Linked DNA regions of Homo sapiens: region 2 is linked to region 1. Evidence: read pairs that join two places in POLR2A ChIA-PET (ENCODE). Cell type or tissue: A673. All regions are shown on one strand. Links, peaks and the distances in the headings refer to the core of each region. The heading gives the core; the rest is flanking DNA. Region 1 overlaps SIK2 (salt inducible kinase 2). Region 2 has its middle 80 kb from the start of NCAM1.

Region 1 (2,916 bases), core at 310-2,809:
GTTCATGTTTATCTCGTGAAGAGTAAACCAACAGAAAACTCCTTTCAAAAACTGAACAAAGAAGTACCTCAGACTACTTAACCTGGCAGTGTTCTCCTGTTGGCTTCACTCGGTAAATAAGGTCTACAAGGCCAAAACAGACTATTACACCATTCATTCAACAGGTATTTGTAAAACACTTTGTATTGTGCTAAAGTCCTCAACAGAAGCTTACAATCTATTAAGAGATAAAAGATACACATGCAGACTTTAAATAACAGTGAAAGGCAGTGTGTAGATAAATTCTAAAATGAGTTGTGCAGGAAAGAGAACTACAGTGTTCTCCTAATAAGAAATCAATGTGGATAGAATTAATTGAGAAAAACTTGACTGAAGAGCTGGAACTTCAGTTAGAACTTTTAAATAGGCAGTATTTCAATAGGCAGAGAGCAAAGGGCTTTAGGGCTCCAGATCAACATGAGCACAGAGTTTGAATCAGAGATTTACATGTTCTATTTTGAGAATATGGAGATTAGCTTAGCTATGGGTTTTGTGGGAGTTAATTAGATTTGGTCATTAGATCTGGTAAGCAGTTCATTGGCCAGTTTCCAAAAGTACAGAAGACAGGAGCCCAAACGCTTCCTACTTCCATTATAGATAAGGAGGGAATACAGGACCAAAGCCACATATTAAATTAAGAGGAACAGTTATATTCACTGTAGTTGACAAAACCATTAAATGCTTTCCCTGTTTCTATTCTTTACTGTTAATATATTAAATTAATGATATCCATCAAGATTCAATTCAATTAAATGACATGCTTAAGGAGATGAGGGGCGGGGCAGAAGAAACAGAAATGTGCAAAATCAGCAGACGGAAGCTTGTGAAGTTCAAAGAACTCTAAGGCGGCATATAATCAGTTAGTACATGAAGTCAGAATATGGCTTCAAGTCTTGGTTATGCCACCTACTTGCTTACTTGCTCTGTGACCCTGGGCAAATTGTGTAAGGTCTCTGTCCCTCAGTTTCTTCAACTGTAAAATCCATCTTATAAGGTTTCTGAGAGGATGAAATGACATAGTTTATGTACAGGACTGAACACAATGCCTGATATATGGTAAGAGTTCAAGAAATGATAATCTTTCTTGCTATTATTTTTAAGGGTAGGGTATATAGAGTGCAATGATCCTTGATGACCTTGTTAAGGATCCTGGACTTTACCCCAAAAGCAAGGGAAGTCCCTGAAAATTTTTAACAGGATCAAATTTTTATTTTAACAAGATGACTTACTTAGTACCTCTTATTAGAAATGCCAAAGGAAAATTTTATTCTAGAATTTACTACTAAGAAAAGTTTTGCTTTCTTCGAGGAAGAGGTACCGTTCCTTCTCTTAGATAAAATTCGGTAAATGCCTGCATCTTCTATTCACTTTGACAGCCACAAAGCTTGAAGCCAAATGTGAAGTTCTTAGGCCCTTATGTCCTGCATATTTCTGTTCCTTTTTCCTCCTGACAATTGTTTTCTACTTTTATATCTATTTTCTGATTCAACTCTTTCTTCTTATTTATATTCTAGAATTTTGGGGGTATTATTCTCCTTTGAAACTACTTCAACTCTTTGTGGAATGAGGTACAATATAATTAACTGAACAAAAATAAAGGATAACCATCAGAGCCTCATAATGCATGAATCACACACCGTAGATGCATTCCCAGCATGCCACCATAATTGCTCTTTTGGCGTAAGCCTAGTCAGATGGAGCAAGAAAACCAGATGGCACAGGAAGCCTCTCTATTCAAGAAGTAGAAGAGAAAAGTGCAAAGACCTAAGGCCTTCCTGGAATTAGCAGGGCACGGTTAAGGCAACTGTGCTAAGAGTAGAAGAGAAATTGAAAGTGGCAAGCTGCTGGGAGTTATGCACAGACTCAAGGCTAGAGTTTTAAATATTTTTAATATATAAATGTTGTTCCCTTAAAGTACTTGAACCTCTTCAGTCTCTCCACTCTTCTATTATTCCAGCTCATAAGGCCCTTTTGTTGCTTCACTTATCTCTCTCCTGAACTTGGATCTCACAATCAGCCTTTTCAACAATGACCTCTCTGACCACAGCAACTCTTACATGCATTTCATCTTCCACCATTCTAATCCTCAACCTGGGCCATTCATTCATATTGTCTACTTTTTCTCCTCTTGGATTGAAAAGCACTGCTGATGTGAGTCTACCATAAACTCCCTCACTGCTAATTATTGATCCTTCTATTCATCCCCTGACAATCATATGAGCACTGCTAGCTGTTCTAAACCTTTCTCTCACTACAGTGTCTAATGTACTGCCTTTCTCTGATGTCTCATCAGCTACACTACAGAATGAAATACCTCTATCTTGAATCAACAAACTCATCTTCCTTCTATTCTACCACAAAGAGCCTTTGTAGGCCAGATCCTTGGCACAATCTCTAATTATCATTGTAACTGCACCAATGCACACCTTTTCAGAGAAGGAGGAATTCCTCTCTTCTAAACTAATCATTCCCTCTGTGCCCTTAATCCCATTGTCTCTTGTCTACTCTGGGACCTTATTTCACCATCTCTTTCTTCCTGCCTACATTCTTTTCTTTTCTAGCTGTTTCAAACACCAAGACCACAACCAAAACCATTACATAATACTGAATCCTATGTAGACCCTATTACCCCTCAATTCTTTCCTTCCCTTCTTTCCACCTTGAGAACTTCAAAAGGTAGTTTTATAATATCTTTCTCCCTTTATCACCCATGCATCCTTAACCTCTTGAAATCTGGTTGTAGCTTCCAGTTTACTGAAAAGTACTTTCTTTGAAGTGACTGGTGATCTCTTAATGACCAAATACCCCCACTTCATTCCAAGCTCCTTTGGCTAATCAGGAAAGAAACTGTCCATATTTCCCAAGCCACTCTTCTAC
Region 2 (2,916 bases), core at 294-2,793, 1.2 Mb before region 1:
GCTCCTGGCACAGTGCTCCTTCCTGGCACCCAGTGGATATTCAGCAAACAAATCTTCAGTGTACTCAACTGTGGGTCTCAGACAGGTGCCTCCCCCACTTTCATGTAGACCATCCAGATTCCTGCTGTGTTGCCTACAATCTCAGAGATCACAGAGTGTGCCCTTATGTCCCATAGCAGCAGACTCAGGATGCCTGGCATTGCCTCCAGGGGATTCTGGCTTGCCTGTGTGGGCCCTGGTTGATAAACGGCTGTTTCACTTGCTCTCTCCCCGCCAGGCCTCTAGGAAAGACCAGCCCTTATCATGAATGAAATGCCATACTAAATATCTTGGGCATGAGGCCAGTGAGCAGGGCTGTTGCGCAGTGCAAAGAAGTTGCTATAAGACTCTAATAGACATACAGCTTTGGGAAGAAAAGATGAGCAATAAGACATTTGTCTCAAGAGCCAGATGCGGCTTCATCACACCTCTTGTCTGATAGGAGCTGGTCTAAGTCTGAGTAAACAGGCACTTAGTACAGGAGATTTAGAAGACAGAAAACCCCTGGTCACTGTGGTCTTTGGGGGAGGAAGTGGCTAAATAGGAGCTTCACAATATTTGTGGAAAATAATGGTGTTATGGGCTCACTTGTATTCCACCTAAAATTTGTATGTTGAACTTCCAATCCCCAGTACCTCAGCATGTGACTGCATTTAGAGACAGACTGTATTTTAAAGAGGTAAAATGGCCCTAACCCAGTATGACTTGTGTCCTTATAAGAAGAGGAAATTTGGATAAAGACATGCTTACAGAGGGAAAGGCTATGTGAGGGCACATTGGGAAGGCAAGCCAAGGAGAGAGGGCTCAGATGAAATTAACCCTGCTGGCACGTTCGTCTTCAACTTGCAGCCTCCAAAAGAGTGAGAAGATATATTTTCCTTGTTCAAGCCACCTAGTCTGTGGTCCTTGGTTAGGACACCCTAGTCAACTAGTACAGATGGGTAGGGGGTGGTGAGGGTCTCCAGCCCCCATGCAGGGGCTTTTGGTCTGTGATTTGCCACTGTGGGTCACTGCAACTCCTCTGGGGGTGGGGGGGGGGGGTCTCCCGACCCATTAGGTAGCGCCCTGTCGCCCTGTCACCTGCTCATAAACATCTTATTTCTCTTGCTTGGTTCTCATCACACGCTCATAGAAGTACTGCATTTCCTTACTTCCGTCTCCCCCACTGGACTCTGAATTCCTTGAGGGTAGGGATTGTGCCCTTCTTCCCAGTGCCTGCCACAGAAACGGTGCCCAGTAAACACGTATTTGTGGAATTGATGAATTGGAGTTGGTCTCTGCCCTGGGTGTTTCCCATCAGTCTCGCTGTCCCGCCCTTCTGCCCTTCTGAAGCCCATAAAACAGAGTCTGCTCCCCAAGCTGGCCTGGCTCGGGTCGGGGCTCGCAGCGTCCCCTCCCCAGCAGCTTTCGCGAGTGACTGGCAGGGCTGGGAAACAAGCCCACCGCGGGAGGAGGCTCCAGACGAAATGGCCTGGATGGGGGAGCAAGACGATTGGGCCCTGTCCTGTCCAGCGATGTGATTGGCTGTCTGTCCGAACAGGCTCCTGTGATTGGCTCCCCAGGCAGCAGAGCGAGGCTAATGAATCCCTTCCCTTTAGGCGTTTCCTGCTAGCTTTCTGGCAGGGAAAGCAGGGTGGTGGCTGTCGTTCTAGACTGGTCCTTGTGTGCTGCAACCTCAAGGTGCAGAAAATGCTCAGAGCCCTAGACAAACAGTCCTTCGCTAGACCTGCCTGGGAAGGGGATTAGCTACGGGTCAATAGGGGTCTAACACAATCTTTCTGTCGGGTAGACAAAACCACCATTGATACACCTGCTCTCTGGAGTTGACACCTTTAACTCAAGGCAGAAAAGCAAACCATCTAAATTCAGTCCTCTATCTTCACTTCTTTTTTACTTTGGTTTCTCTCCTGGGGTTAGACCTGTATTTTTCTTTTTCTGCAAATTGAAAATGTAGGTTACAGGCTGGGCTGTCAAATTAGGAAGGACTAGCAGTTAGAATGAGTGGCTCTCCTGCCCTTAGCAGCCTGGAAATGTTCTTTACTATTCCAGCAGCTGCAGGGATATTTGGGAGTCTATAGTGATAATAATTATTGTTACTATTTGCACATTGAAGCCGCCAACAGTTCACACATTATAATGATTCTGTATACAATTTTAATCCTACATTAATAGGCATTTTTCATTTGTCCTGAAAACTCTGACATAATTTACTTTTTTTTTTTGCTTCACATTTTACATTCTGCAGAAAAGGAAAACGTTGGCTGGGAGGTTAAATGACTTAGCTGAGACCACAGGTCTTATGCAGAGGGAGCTTGCAGACACCTTAGATGAAGAAGTAGTATGGCTACCACTGTGGCTGGTGGGGGAATGTATATGGAGGACAAGGGAGGCCAGTCTACTAAGTTAAACTCTGCGGACTAGAAAATCAACACCTGACCTCGTTTCCAGGAAATGTTAGTTCTGCTTACTCCCAGAGTGGGGTTTGTCTGTTTCCTGACTGGTTCCTGCACCGGACAGGCCTTGAGGGGGTGACAACCACAGTACATGCCAAGTGAGGGTGATGACTAGAAAGAAGGTTTCCTGTTCCCACCTCTCTCTTCTCTTCTGGTCAGCACTCCTGCAGAAGCATAGGAAGGTGATGATGTTTGTCATTTATTCACAGAGATATTCCTGTACTCCCTGCTCTCTTTCCCCCTCTGTTTGAGTAGGGGTCCCCCAGAGAGTACTTCTTAGATCATTTATTTTTAATGGGATTTGAACAGCTGAGCTGGTGTGACTGTGCCTTGGGTTCCTGGTACTTTTCTAGTCTTTTCTGGACTTTCTGTCATGCCAGGTAGGCTTACTGTTTGTTTTAATTTTGTGAAAGTAACACCAAGT

The links. ChIA-PET counts read pairs that join two places held together with the same protein. Peaks named below come from ENCODE experiments on the same cell type or tissue, not always from the same donor. Only the 100,000 strongest peaks of a DNase experiment are listed, where the experiment ranks them.
Region 2: POLR2A ChIA-PET joins it to region 1 with 5 read pairs; 1 of 35 experiments calls an interaction of 5 or more read pairs at or near these places.

What each region holds. Positions count from the first base shown.
Region 1 is chr11:111,630,660-111,633,575 of GRCh38, reverse strand. All of the region lies in intron 3 of SIK2 (salt inducible kinase 2), which reads right to left. Among named protein-coding and RNA genes, the nearest start is that of SIK2, 30 kb to the right of the region's middle. In A673, for the core only: no CTCF peak of the experiment used is centred there; DNase peaks (open chromatin) are centred at 565 and 1,725; H3K4me3 peaks cover 222 bases; H3K27ac peaks cover 1,806 bases.
Region 2 is chr11:112,880,268-112,883,183 of GRCh38, reverse strand. No RefSeq gene overlaps it. Among named protein-coding and RNA genes, the nearest start is that of NCAM1, 80 kb to the left of the region's middle. RefSeq lists an enhancer at 942-1,442. In A673, for the core only: no CTCF peak of the experiment used is centred there; a DNase peak (open chromatin) is centred at 1,563; H3K4me3 peaks cover 757 bases; H3K27ac peaks cover 315 bases.